Regions from separate parts of the Homo sapiens genome. Here regions 1 and 2 are each linked to region 3. Evidence: chromatin contacts called from ENCODE Hi-C or POLR2A ChIA-PET data. All regions are on one chromosome and are shown on one strand. Each heading gives the region's core, a stretch centred on a gene start or an enhancer-like site at or near the end of the contact. The rest is flanking DNA. Distances are from core to core; before and after follow the strand shown.

Evidence for each region. A loop is a pair of places that touch in the nucleus more often than their neighbours do. ChIA-PET counts read pairs that join two places held with the same protein, here RNA polymerase II (POLR2A). Pooled maps may share reads with other maps.
Region 1: a map of cardiac septum shows a loop between it and region 3 (6-fold over the local background). The contact joins two enhancer-like sites. A Hi-C loop is called at or near these places in 6 of 168 maps with a recorded cell type or tissue (GM20431, cardiac septum, gastrocnemius medialis and 3 more) and 4 of 50 pooled maps. POLR2A ChIA-PET finds 5 or more read pairs at or near these places in 2 of 52 experiments (BJ and activated T-cell).
Region 2: a loop to region 3 is called in a pooled map, with 2.0 times the contacts of the local background. The contact joins two enhancer-like sites. A Hi-C loop is called at or near these places in 1 of 168 maps with a recorded cell type or tissue (posterior vena cava) and 2 of 50 pooled maps. POLR2A ChIA-PET finds 5 or more read pairs at or near these places in 5 of 52 experiments (A673, AG04450, H1 and 2 more).

The regions. Positions count from the first base shown.
Region 1 is chr7:70,665,585-70,670,202 of GRCh38, forward strand. The region is part of intron 5 of AUTS2 (activator of transcription and developmental regulator AUTS2); the gene reads left to right. Among named protein-coding and RNA genes, the nearest start is that of GALNT17, 460 kb to the right of the region's middle. Within about 2 kb of position 3,172, at least 6 of the 41 ENCODE cell types and tissues checked have a DNase peak (open chromatin) inside an H3K27ac peak, as active enhancers do; they include gastrocnemius medialis, where a contact is called at or near this core.
Region 2 is chr7:70,566,797-70,571,119 of GRCh38, forward strand. The region is part of intron 5 of AUTS2 (activator of transcription and developmental regulator AUTS2); the gene reads left to right. It overlaps LOC124901669 (a long non-coding RNA gene), which reads left to right. Exons shown (of 2, transcript XR_007060376.1): 1 at 1-4,323. Among named protein-coding and RNA genes, the nearest start is that of GALNT17, 560 kb to the right of the region's middle. Within about 2 kb of position 2,400, at least 6 of the 41 ENCODE cell types and tissues checked have a DNase peak (open chromatin) inside an H3K27ac peak, as active enhancers do.
Region 3 is chr7:70,612,441-70,616,947 of GRCh38, forward strand. The region is part of intron 5 of AUTS2 (activator of transcription and developmental regulator AUTS2); the gene reads left to right. Among named protein-coding and RNA genes, the nearest start is that of GALNT17, 520 kb to the right of the region's middle. RefSeq lists an enhancer at 1,878-2,410. Within about 2 kb of position 2,216, at least 11 of the 41 ENCODE cell types and tissues checked have a DNase peak (open chromatin) inside an H3K27ac peak, as active enhancers do; they include gastrocnemius medialis, where a contact is called at or near this core.

The DNA.
Region 1 (4,618 bases), core at 1,922-4,421, 54 kb after region 3:
GCCACCACACCCAGGCAGAAACACAAATCTTTAGTGAGGTAGCATTCCATTTAGCTACAGAAGCACTCAGCATGCAGTTGACCTTTAAACAACTCGGGTTTGAAATGCATGGATTTTAGATGTGGGGCTTTTTAAACCAAACTTGGATCAAAAATATGGTATTCACAGGATACAAAAACCACATATACAGAGGGCTGAATTTTTGTATGCATGTATTCTGCCGGGCCAACTGTGGGACTTGAGTATGCACAGATTTTACTATACTCAAGTGTCCTGGAACCAATTCTTCACATATACCAAGGGACAACTGTAATGTGAACACAAACCCATAAACAGTGCAACATTACCAGCTTTCCCAGGATGCATGTGGCTGACAGAGGAGTCAGCATCAAGAAGGGCTCCACTGGCGGCTGGGGGCCTCTGAGCTGGAGCTTACTGACAAGTGGAAGATGCCCAGATGATAAGGTGCCGTGACAGATTGTGGTGGTAGCATTGTGAGCTGGTTGACAACACAGAACTCTGGAATCAGATGGCCTGGATTCAAATCCTGGACTCACCCCTTATTGGCTGTGTGAGCTAAGGCAAGTTACTTGCCCTCTCTGTGCCCCAATTTCTTCATCTGCAAAATGGGAATAATGATAATGGCATTATGGTTTACTGAAAGGATTAAAAGAGTTAATATGTTTAAGTACTTGGAACAGCATCCAGCACGACACTAAGTGATATGGAGGTATTTGCTATTTTTATACAGAGCTTAGTGGCATGAAGAAGTTAGACAAGCAATGAGGAATTCAAGGTGGTGTCCTGGAGTAGAAGAGAAATCGGTTCTGGAAGGGAGACTTAGATTACAGGACAGACAGAGATTTGGGTGTTGTTTCCACGACTGGAAGAAGGCGACAGTTGGCAAATACCCACCTATGTAGTGATGTCCAGCAGAAACTGTCCTGAGACCCATCTAACTTTGTCATTCCACTATCTCTCTGTCTCTGTGCTTTCTCCTGCCCTTCTTCCTGTCTCAAAACCTCTAGTCCTTTTAATTATAGGAAATGTTCACGTTTTCCCACCACATTTTTTTTTATATATGTCTGGGTGTAGGAAATTTCTGTGCACCCCCAAGGACACCTGCAGCTCCTCTCTCTTTGAGTTTGGTGTATGCCGGGAGGGTAGTCAGAAAACAGCCATAGCCCCCTCCTTTGCAACTGTTTCTGCTATAGTCTTTTTGATGGTGCAAGGTGTACCCTAGGGCTGATTGTGTTCCTGGGAGCTGGAAGCTGTTACTGCAGGGTTAAATCAGCAACAGGAGAGCATCACTCCCAGCAACCTCAGAAAGAATAGAGAATGATGTTGTTGAAGGGAGCAGGGAGCTGTGTTCCTAGTGCCGTCTTCTTAAAAAAAAAAAAAAAAAAAGTTTCCTTCCCCCCTCTTCTCTCTGCCTTTCCACAACACACCTTGTACTAAATACATTTTTCAGACCTGACTTTGTGCAAACACAGTGTTGTTCGGCAAGCATTAAAAGGCAATTTAGTACTCAAAGGATTAAAAGCTCATGTTAAATTGAAGACTACACTTGGCATAAACATTAAAAATTGACAGAACACCCCGCACATTAACTGCACCAGGGCTTCGTAATTAGCATTTAAAAGTAAAACATCATTTCCTTACTGTTTCCTACTTACTCATTTATAATGCATTTATTATAATACAGATGTGAGCAAGAGGCTTTCTCCCATCATCAGCAGATGAAAAATATACCTGTGCTGAGAAAGAAACTGGGATTTATTAATCCAGCCCAAAAAGCAAAACCAATAAAGAAATCTCTCACTGGGCTGATTTGAGAGATTCAAACTACCCCTTGGAAGATTGACACAAGGCCCCCAAAGAAATCGCCTTCACACTTCTTTTCCTTTTCTTAGCCTTTCACTAACAAATACTGGGAAGAAAATCCAAGTAAGCTTCAGCCAGGCACACACTTGCGTTTAAAACTGATCAACTGGCAGGTTACCAAAGGAATGTGGAAAAGAGCTTGTTGGCCCATTGCTGATGCTTCTTCAAAACTTTGGTAAGACTGGGATCCAATTTTCTAACTCAGGGAAATTCTGCTGACTTAACACAGATGGCTGAATTTGTAAATGAGGACACCTGTTCATGACACCTTTGGGCTCCTGCTTAAAATCAGGGTTTAGTTTTTAGCATTACCAAATTTGTAAAATCTGAATGCAGTCCAAATCTGATTTTATGTTCTTCCTCCAGAGTTAATCCTAAATGTGCCACCATTGCGGTCTTTGGACCTAATTCTCGGCCCCTTCTTAGTATGGTAGGTAGTAATTCCCAAACTCTAGCATGCATCACGATCACTGGGGGTCTCCCTAAAATGCACATTCTGCCTGAGCAGGTCCAGGGTGGAGCATGAGATTCTGCATTTCTTTTTTCACCTAGGCTGGATGGAGTGCAGTGGCACAATCTCAGCTCACTGCAGCCTCCACCTCCTGCGTCCAAGTGGTTGTCCTGCCTCAGCCTCCCACGTAGGTGGGACTTTAGGTGTGTGCCACCACGCCCAACTAATTTTTGTACTTTTAGTAGAGATGGGTTTCACCATGTTGGCTAGGCTGGTCTTGAACTCCGGACCTCAGATGATCTGCCTGCGTCAGCCTCCCAAAGTGCTGGGATTACAGGCATGAGCCACCGCGCCCAGCCAGATTCTGCATTTCTAAAAAGCTCCCAGGCAGTGCCAGTGCTGCTGGCCCCAGGACCACATCTTTGAGTGGCAACGTTGCACAGAAGACTCTCATCAGTTATCAGTCAGTGGATTCAGCTCATCAAATGTGAAAGACCCCCAAATTGCCAGCTCCCTGTGGTAAACCCATGGCAATGACTAAGACAACCAAACACAGTGCTTGCCCTGAATGAACTTATTCTAGAAATATCTGAGACCTTGTTATCTTTCTCAGGCCTCTCCTACTGGACCTCGTTTGTCATGTGTGATTGCGAACACCTTTCCCTGATGTTATCTAGAGATCCTGACAGGCATGTTCTGCTAAAACAGACCTCCCAGGCTGTCCCCAAGTGGCCTCAAATTCCCCAGCTGGGGCACCTTAAGTTTATCACGTTAGGCAGTTAACAGGACAAATATAATTTCTGGGCCACAAGGCCAGTCTGGGTGAACGCATGACATAAGGGTGTTAAAAGTGGAGGGGAATTCCGAAAATAGACTTTACTCTTGTCAGAATGGTGCCAGGGGCTGGCCCAGCCTGTGGAATGCCTCAGCGCTAGAGGGCTTGGGCAGTAAGGCACGCTTCCCTGGGGAGGGTGGTGGTGGCTGGGGAGAGGAGAGCCAGGTTCCCAAGAAAGTAATTTGGCACCTGCTCTATGGCAATCCCTTACAGGCGAAGAGAGAAAAAGGAGGCTTTGGGACAGATAGGGGAATTTTCTGATACAAGCAGTCCCCTTGTATTTTCTTTTCATTGTCGTAATGATTTGTAAAATTCCAGAAATGTATTCGTGCCCCTACATGACTTGAAAATGCCGCTGTCTCACTAAGAGCCATGGGCTAAAACACACCCGAACAGCGGTCAGAAGTGAGGCTCGCTGTCTCTGAGGTGAGGACAACAGCCTGGATTCCCGAGTCAGGCTCACATCTAAGCCTGGCAGGGCCTGGAGGGCGGCAACGTGTGGTTTGCAGGTTCGTTCATTACCCCAGTGTTTTTTATGGGAAGATGCTTGGGTGTGTTTGTGGGAACAGAACCCTGATTTTAATTACATCCCTTCTGGTTATTCAGATTATAGACTTCTAAGGATCTTGTTTCTCTGGCTTTCTTCTGCCCTACAGAGGGACACAAGGGTTCAGCAGAGAAAGTGCCTGTGCTCTGTGTTGACACATAGAAGCAGAGAATTTTAGAGCAGAAAGGGACTTCAGTGCATTTAGTCCAGCACCCTCGAATTATAGGTGAGGGAACTGAGGCTCAGAGAGATTGAAATGACCTGCCTAAGGTCACACAAGTAGGATTAAAACCCAGGTCTCGTAAACCTCTCTATTTTGTACATCATGCTGTCTGCACATAATTATTTCTTTTCAGATATTTAATAAAAGTCACAATCAGAGTTAGTCCATTTCTTGTCTCTCCTTTGAGAGTTGAAGTCATCGTGTGAATAGCCATAATTACTGCATTTTCTGTGCGTTTCTTATTTGATTCTTCTTTGGCACAAGGGCTCTGAGGATGCTTCAGCATTGTACCAGGCAGAAAAACGAACACAATTAGCAGATTCAAACAGATGCACATCGCATCTCACACAGGTTAATAGGGAATGTGCCTTTCTAAAGCGAAGGAGCCAGGGTTAAACAGGGCATGGAAGAATTCAAAGGGTAAAATGAATATGATTCACATACTTGTAGAGTGGCCAAGGAGGGCCTTATTTTTTACTCTTCAACAAAACAGAGGTTTGGCGCTAAAACCACAAAGTAACGTTCACTGTAGGCGCACCTCAGGCACACCCCGTCCCTGCTACGCTACACGCTGCCTGGTCTCTGTAGACTGTTACTGTCTGAGGACCTCCTCTCACAAACACTTATTTAACAATGGCACTTTGGCTTTTTAATATTTTATTTGATTTCTGTTTTATG
Region 2 (4,323 bases), core at 1,150-3,649, 45 kb before region 3:
TACATAATATATCCACTGGCATTAAGGCTGTCATCTTGGTATTGCATTTCTGGTACGAATTTCGCAATAGCTGTCTTTCACTGTCGGTTCTAATAAAGAGTGTTGGTCAGCTTAAATTCCCTGGGAGCTCAGAGTTATGTTTTGTGAACTGCATGTGCCTGAGGCCTCTCATGCATGATTTAAACTGCTTTGTAAATGTCAATAGGTGGAAAAGCATTGGATCCCTTGTAGATTTCTCCAAATCCTCAAAGATGTGTATGCCATGTATAAACCATGCTGCACTCTCAAGGCCATTGCCGTTTTTTATACTTGCCTAACTGGGGGTTTAAGGTATTGCTAGAAGCAAAATATCAGTGTGTTCATGTCTCGATCCAACTGGCCAATGAAACCCTTTATTAGGAAAACCTTTGCACCAGAGAAATGTCTCCAGTGACCTGAAATGGGCACACCTCATGAATGTTGAATGTTCTTCAAACTCTATTTCTTCATTCTTGACTTTTTTCAAAACATACATTTGACTTGATTGAATTTACTGATTTCAGAGTACTGCATCCATTCCATGGACAGCAGTATGGGGTCATCAAAAAAAATTTCCATTGAGAGTGCCCAGACCTGGGTCCTATCCTGGTTCTGCCACTCTCTGGCTCTTTGTCCTTGGGCAAGCCACTTAACCTTTTGGGGGCCCTGCTTTTCTGATCCATTAAATAAAGGAGGTTGAATTAAATGATCTCTAGTTATCCCTCACAGCTCCAGCATCAGTGATTCCAAGAGATAGTGACAGAAAACCAGTGTGTCACTTTTAAAGCCAGGGAACACATGTGACTTTTTAATTGGGCTCATTCCACTCTCTGGGCAGTACACAGTGCCGGCAGAAGCCCCAAAATGGCCAGCAGCAATGGCGTAGGGAGGCCTGAGTGTTAGCTTGAGGGTTCATCAACTCATTTTCGTTCAAAGCACTTCCTGGTGATTGTTTTCCATGGACCTGGGAACTGCACTAAGGGCGCTCCTCCCACAGTGTGCCCTGACCCCCCAGGTGTGTTCTTTAGGTAAAGCTGTTTTTTAATGTCTGAAGAGGCCAAAGCAAATGCCAGTGAGGGTATAGCTCTCTAGGATCTCCAGAATAGAGGCACCATATGAGCAACAACACTAGACTGGGTTTCTCAGAGTCTGTTTCTCACACACTTTAGTACCTCTCAGCTTAACATGGTACCTGGAGATAGAGGTGCTTAGGAAATGTATGCTTAGCAAATGTTGCAGAAAGAGTTTATTCGGAGTCATAGAGCCATCGGAGCAGATGGTCTTTTTTGTTTTCTTCTTCATGTTTTGACTCCTACATAGTTCAGAATAAGTCACTTTGGTCTTTTCTTTGCACATGTTCACTTTCTAATATAGTGTCTTCTTGGGGAGACTGTTTTATGGGGAATATGTGAGTTCATGTGTTAGCTGTGGAGCCAGCCTGCCTGAATTTGAATCCTGACTTTTCCTCTAACTGTGTGACCTTGAGCAGTTTCCTTAACCATTCTGTATCTCAGGTTTTAATCTGTAAAATAAGGATAACGGGAGTACCTAGCTCTTCAGATTGTGAGGATTGAATGGGATATACACATAAAGCTCTCAATGCCTGGTGTGTTAAAGTGTTCGCAGTTGTTACTTTTTTAAATGTTTTTACTACTTTTGAAATTTAGTGTTCAAGGTGAACTTTTTACAGAAGAGCCAGGGCAATTGGATGCACTTTGGGGGAAAAAAAAATCACTTGCCTCATCCCCATCTTCTCCATCGCAGTGAGGACTGTTCTCAAGTGGGCACACAGGACACCTGTCTCCTTCATCTGCAAGGCCCCAGTGGCTGTGCTGGGGTTTGAGGTCTCTCGTTCAGACCAGGTATGTGAGGGCTTGGTTATCATGCACTGCTCCTGAATCCACCATCTCCATGTCCACATCCTTGGCAGGGAGACCAGAGCCAACTGGGAACTCTGCCACCTGGAGAGACCTTTGAAACACTGTCGCCACCAGTGTTCCATTTGTGTGTTTGCAGAATGCCAAGTAAGCACATTCTTTTTCACCCTCTGACATGACCTCAGGGTTACTTTCTGTGGCTGTTGACAAATTTTTAGACATCCCAGTTTTATCAGCGGAAACCTTGAAGAGTGACAAATGGTTCTTGGAAGAGTTGGTACATACTATAAAAATGTCAGCTGGCTCATTTATAACCCAGTGATGTCCAGTGTCTGAGCCGTGCTATCAGCATGGTCTATAGATAACTCACCCTCACGATGCTCCGCTCTCCCCAAGTACTTTGTGCAGCTGTTCTGGTTGAAGACCCAGTTGACATCTATAATAGATATCAAATGGAGAGCCTCTTATTTTATCACTCTCTGTGTTTCAGCACTGGCGGTCCCCATGGACTGTCAGAAACAGGCAGCCAGCACGTTATGGGAAAGGTGACTTGCTGAGTCCCTGTGCCCTGAGGACATTATTAAGTGCTAGGGAACCTTGTTAGCTCATAAAGTTGGTTCAAACCAATTATTGTTCTGCGACCATTACCATTGCCAAGAATGTAACTCTTTTAAATTCTTGCCCATAAAGCCGATCTTTCCATTACATTATATCATAGAGCAAGACTTCTGATCTGGCCGCACTTGTATCCCACCGGCTGCAAAGACTAAACATTGCATTTGCTGCTCAATATTGGTTACCCTTCAGTGCTTCATGGAGGCAGCAAGACTGCTATTTATAGATTTACTTTCTGTCTCCCTAGTTCAGCACAGTCAGTTTTGACACACTGTCCCAGTAATCTGATCAGCCATGCTGCTTTTAAATGAAGGTCTAGGCCTTGGCCTCTGCAGAGAGGGTGACAGCTGTCAGATACAGATAGTAGGCTACAGATCCTGGCTGCTAAAACCCTCTCATTCATTCCTGTTACAGATCATTGACCACAGCTTGAAGCCATGCTTTACAGTTGGCCGATTAGTTGGCAAGAGATCTACATACTGTATTAGCAAGGTCAACCACTGAGATAAAGGCAAAAACGTAAACCCCTGCACTATTTTTAAACCAGTAGCCATTTGTTAAAGCTGGTTATTTTGGTACTTGTCTCCGTTCCCCTCTTTTTTTTTTCTCCCAAAACAAAACTCAAGAAACTTGTTAAAACTCTTCGGCAGCTAACGAAGATGCCTCAGATAATGAGATGGTTCAAACCTGAGAAGGAAAGATGAGGTCTTTCTCAGAAACTCATTTAGGAACCTCGGATAGGAAGCCGTGTTAGCTGTGCTTATACCTTGTTTTAATCAGAACGTGTCTGGAAATCTTAGTCCAGGGAGACCTGGATGAAAGTGCAGCCAGTTTGAGTGCTCTGGCCATGACAGTAGGTTAGGCAGGTCTGGCCTAGAAAGAGGTAAGTTATGATTCATACAAGTTTAAATCCTCGCTCACTCCTGAATGAGGTGGTTGGGCTTGGTTGTCAGCTCAGATGATTGGACCCATTTTGTAGGTGTTTCCTTCTCCAGAGTCCTTCCTTCCCCCAGCATCTTGTCTGTAGGTATTCTAAAGCCAGGCATTATTCAACACACTATATTGGACTTGTGTAAAGAGAACTTGCACCCTGGGAAACCTTGTGTTAAAGTGATTAATTGACTTCTTCATATTCAGTGAAGATCCTTGCTGTTTCAGAATCGACACAAACGACCAAACCTTCAATCTCATCTTTACTCAGAAAGGGGTCCACCTATAAGATTTTGAACTCTCCTTCACCATCTGACCAGCCTCCTCTCTGCTTTCACCTCTCCTATGCCTTCACTCCCACTGAACGTTCCTTTAACTTCATGACAGCCACCTTCCCCTTTACCCTTCTCTGTGTCCTGCTAAGACTATGTGGACCCAGCTGGGGTTCCCATTCTTTTTCCAGGTTATACTCTCTATGGTCTCTATTTTGTGTCCTCCTCCCTCTCTTCTGTGACCTTACTGCATCTTCCTGTTGCATTCCCATCTCCCATCTGATCTCTTGTCTTTCACTCTCTACCTCTTGTTGACTTATGACCAAGCACAGTTTCCTTAGTGTACAGGGGCACCCAAGGCCCTTGACAATATGTCTGTCCACCATCTTGTAGTCTTGCCTCCTGCTTTGTTTCTTCTCCACCTCTCTAAGGCCCCATGCACACATTTGCTGAACACACCCTGCCCTGTCAAGCTTCTTTGGCTGCCTTTGCTATTCCTCCACCACGTAGGTCCTTTAGAATGGCAAGCCTTACAATGTATAGTATATTTAGTATACATACCCAGTAAATATTTGTAGGACGAGTGCATGAATAAAAGCACAATGTTTGAC
Region 3 (4,507 bases), core at 966-3,465:
AGACATGCAGATCAGCTCTCCTAAATAGTCTTAGAGTCAGAGTATTTTACCACCGGATGTGAACCCTGGAGATGATCTAGTATTGTCCTTCAAGTTGAGGAAACTGAGGTCCAGTAAGTCCAACAAGACCTACCCAAGGTCACAGTGGCCTGGGTGGCACAGGGCTGGAACCCAGACCTCATTGTTCTTGTCATACAGCATGACCTTCCATTTCAAGGAGACTAACAAATACCAAGTTTGGCAATGTATCCACCCTCACTTTTATTTGAGAGGTTACAAAGCAAACAAAATGAGATCATGTCATAAGCAGTTCTGTCCTAAGTGGGTTAGGATTTATTTCTTCTTTTCTACATTTTTTTTTTAAATCAGAAGGTATATCCCCAAGAACAGGAACTAAAGGAACAGATTGCTTAGACCCTTGTGACTCTGCCCTGGTGGTGGATCATTAATGGTGTAGAAAATGAGGGCAGTGCTGGGCAGGCAGTCCAGGGTGGGGTGCATGCCTCTTTAAGAGATTTATGTGGAGGTCTGAGCTAGGGAGACAGCGCGGTGGTACATCATCATGCAGGCGACATCAGAGACTTTCTTCTTCGCTTGGGTGCATTATCATAAAAAGTGATTTAGACTGGAGCTGATTGATGCAAATGGCCCTATGTTCTTTCCTATCATTAGCGGCCTCTTTCAGTGGCCAGAGGCAGTGATTAAAGCTGTCATTTGGAGCTGCTCATTAAAGACAAGCCCCAGAATAGCAAGAGGAAAAAAGGTTGGAGAGGCATATATATACATATATGTGTGTGTGTCTGTGTGTGTGTGTGTGTGTGTGTGTGTATTTTTTGCCTTAAAAGTGCATCATTCTTTTCTAGATTGAGCCACTGAAATCAAGGCTGTAGAGACATTTCCACTGAGAATATAGAATGCTGTTTTGCAAGTAATATTAGATTTTCGGAGTGTCATAGTAGATTCTGATGACAGCTTGCCTACATATTATGAAAGGAGATGAGGAGGGTATTGTGTTAGGTGTGTTTTGTTAGGGATTGACCCTGGTGAGAACTCATTAAGTCTCCCTCCTCCCAGGCTGGGGACTTCAGAGGCAGGCCACAGGAGAGCAGAGGGGAGGGTTGCCGAGAGTGGATGGCCTCAGTAAGTCCCACTGTGACAGTGTTGACCCCAGGGATGGACAGAAGAAGGAGAGCAGGGAGGAGGCTTTTTGCTGAGCCCAGATGATATAGATGCCTGGATGTCACTCAGAGAGAGGGGTTGGTGAGAGGAGGCCCCTAAATAGGAGGGGAATGGAACAAAGCAAGATCCATAGATGCGAGAAGAGAAATTAATCAGAACATGATCCCTGGCTCCTTGGAGTCTTCCAGACAGGGCGACATGACTAGTTAATCACTCTTGTGGTCAAATTGGGCTTCAGTGTGCACCTGCCTACCTTTTCATCAACATGCATTCACATCCACTTACGCACTGATTTTTAGTTTAGTGTCCCAGTAGTACCTAAAAGTGACAAAAATCCCAAGCTCCAAATGAATTACAGCATGCCCCAAATGAAGGCTAGGGTAGTTAGTGGGTGGCGGCTAAACAGGGAGCCAGGGCTGTGAAGCCAGGGAGGGAGCCATCTTTGTTTCTTGGAAGAAACCAGTTTGAAGTCAGAGATGAGACTGGCTGGCTAATCCTGCACATCCTCACTGGCCAGTTGATGTCTTACTGCCCAAATCCCACCAAACTTTCATACAAGCTAGTCTACAGCTCTCCTCAGAAATTCCTCTGGGAAAGGAAAAAAATAAGAAATTATCAATTTAATTTCTCAGTCTAATGAACTGGTCTTATACATAAAAATTTAAATTACTTTTTTTTTTATGAAAGTGGGGACCAACATCATTTATGCAACCACCACTGTCTCCATGACAACGCCTTGGATGTGGCAGCTCATGTGACTTCACAGTCACAGGCCCTTGAAATGAAGCAAAGGAAAGTTTTAGTTTCTCTTCTGTAATTTATTGGACTCTAGGGATGCTCACGATGGTGCTAAGTGGAGGTGTGGGGGTTTCTTTTTGCTGTGGACAGTAAATAGTGAGAAAGTGGTGAAATTATTCCTTCCTGCGGCAGGGATTGGAACTTGCTGCAGAGAGTGCTTCCTTGTCAGCCTCAGAGCCAGTTGACAGCTTCAGAGGCGTGGCTTTTGTCCTCCTCTCTGCTGCACCCCCACCCCCACGCTGGCCTTCTTAGCCTGGGTCTGGCGCATCAGGGCCTATTAGTACTGATGCTGGGCTGTGATGTTCCTCTCCTCGGGGAGCACGGCAGCAGAACTGAACAAAGTCACTGGTAATCTGTGCTTACAGCCTCCCCCCTGGGGAGAAAGCCTAGCCAGCTGGCACTCTCACGCTGAGCACATTCACTTCCCCTGGCTGGTCGGCAGCCTGGCAGGGGCCCAGAGGCTGGCCGGCTGCAGGGCTAACCTGCACCAGCACCCCAGGCAGCCCAGCTCAGGATCACACACGCATTGTTCTCTGCCTTCCAGACTGGACACTGGCTGAACTCACAGCTTGGACGGTGTGGCTCATCTGCTTAGGCCTTCCCAGGGTAGCTCTCTAGAAATAAAAATTACGAACGCTGGATGAAGAACAATTGGCTGGCTACATTGAGGTTAATACAGGACCATTTCCCCTGTCGTCTTTTTCCTTTCCCAGGCTCTAGGTCGGTGACATCAGGAAGATTTATCATGAGTTCCGTCTTCTGTAGTTGGAAAGGAGATGGCACATCTGCCTTGGGTGATGGGGTGGAAGAGTGGGTGGCAGGGATGAGGGTGGAGCAGGAAACACCAGTAGTCCTGGATGTGTGTGTACTTGTTAGAAATACCTGCAGGGAAAAAAGAAGCGGCTGGTCTTTGGATCCTTGCTCAGGTGGACCTTCCAGCACACCCATTGCCAGATACAACTTCTGTCGAACTAAGACTTCCCTCCCATGTACCAGAATCTTGCATAAAGGGAGCAGAGGCTTGAGAGGCCCCTCTGGGGAAGCAATGTCTTTAGTCACTGCTCTGCTCACAAGGTGCAGGAAAAGTCTAGATTTTTCTCAGTTGACTTTCAGGCTTAGAAAAAAAAAACCTCTAGAAGATTTATGGCTTGTTGTTGTTGTTGTTGTTGTTGTTGTTGTTGTTGTTGGAAAAGCATTTATTCTCTTTAGGAGCCATCACACACCAACATGTATGTGGCCCTTAGTTGGCGTAGGTAGAGGTCAACTGTGCTGCTTTCACCAGGTATACAGGTGTCCTAATAAGAGTTTGGGGACAGTGCAAAACGGCAGTGTGTTCTGTTCAAATTTTTTTTTTGTCTTGCTCTGTTGCCCAGGATAGAGTGCTATGGTGCGATCTTGGCTCACTGCAACCTTCACCTCCCAGAATCAAGCGATTCTCCACCTCAGCCTCCCGAGTAGCTGAGATTACAGGTGCTGGCCACCTTGCCGAGCTCATTTTTATATTTTTCAGAGAGGTAGGGTTTTGCCATGTTGCCCAGGCTGGTCTCGAACTCCAGACCTCAAGTGATCTGCCCACCCTGGCCTCCCAAATTGCTGGGATTACAGGCGTGAGCCACCACATGCAGCCCAGAAACTTTTCTTTTAGCAGAGATAAAGGAGGGATTTCTCCAAAAAGACAACAAAAAAGGTGCAAATGAATTAGCTTCTGTACATCTTCTTCAGATTTTCCCTATTCTGTTAGTGAGTTCACTGAGAAGTGGAGGGAACAAGAGGAAGAATCATTGCTAACATGAAGCCAGTGCTAGGCCTTATGCTAAAACTCTTACACAGGGGTCTTATCTCCTTCTGACAGTGCAGTTGGGAAGCATGCTCACCAGCCCCATGTGGCAGGTGAAGCCCCTGGCTCAGAGCCTCTCAGCAGCTAATAGCTACCACGTGGAGGCTCCAGGATCTAAGCCCAAGTGCCAGCCTAAAGACCCCACGCTCTTCTCCCTGGCTGAGTGCTGAGGTACCATTCGGCTTTAACAGCTGACGGGGCTGATGCAGCTGCCCGGTGACACCATGTGCCCTGCTGTGTACTGCAGTTGCCATTTTGCATTTATAGTGGGATTATCTGATGCTCCAAGCTCCACAAGGGCAAGGTCTTAGTTTTTACATACTGTTGAGTCCCCAGTGCCTGACACTGTGCTCTGCACACCATATGTGGTCAATACATACTTGGCAAATGAAAAAGGGAATGAACGAGTGGTCAGGGTTAAAAATCAACGTATCTTTAAAGTAAGCCAATGTGCTTCCCAAACCCAAAGAAATTCTTCTCAAAATAGAGTGTCGAATAGTTTTTTTTTTTTTTTTTTGATTGGAGAAACTTGAGCATGTTTTTAGGCCAAGCAGTAGGAATTATTAGAGAGGGAATGATGGCACTATTGATGGAACACGGTCCCAGAGGAGATCTGAAGTGACAAGATTAAGAGCAGAGAAGAATTTTCATTAGCAGAAACAGGGCACTTCCTCCTTAGAGACCAGAGGTGAA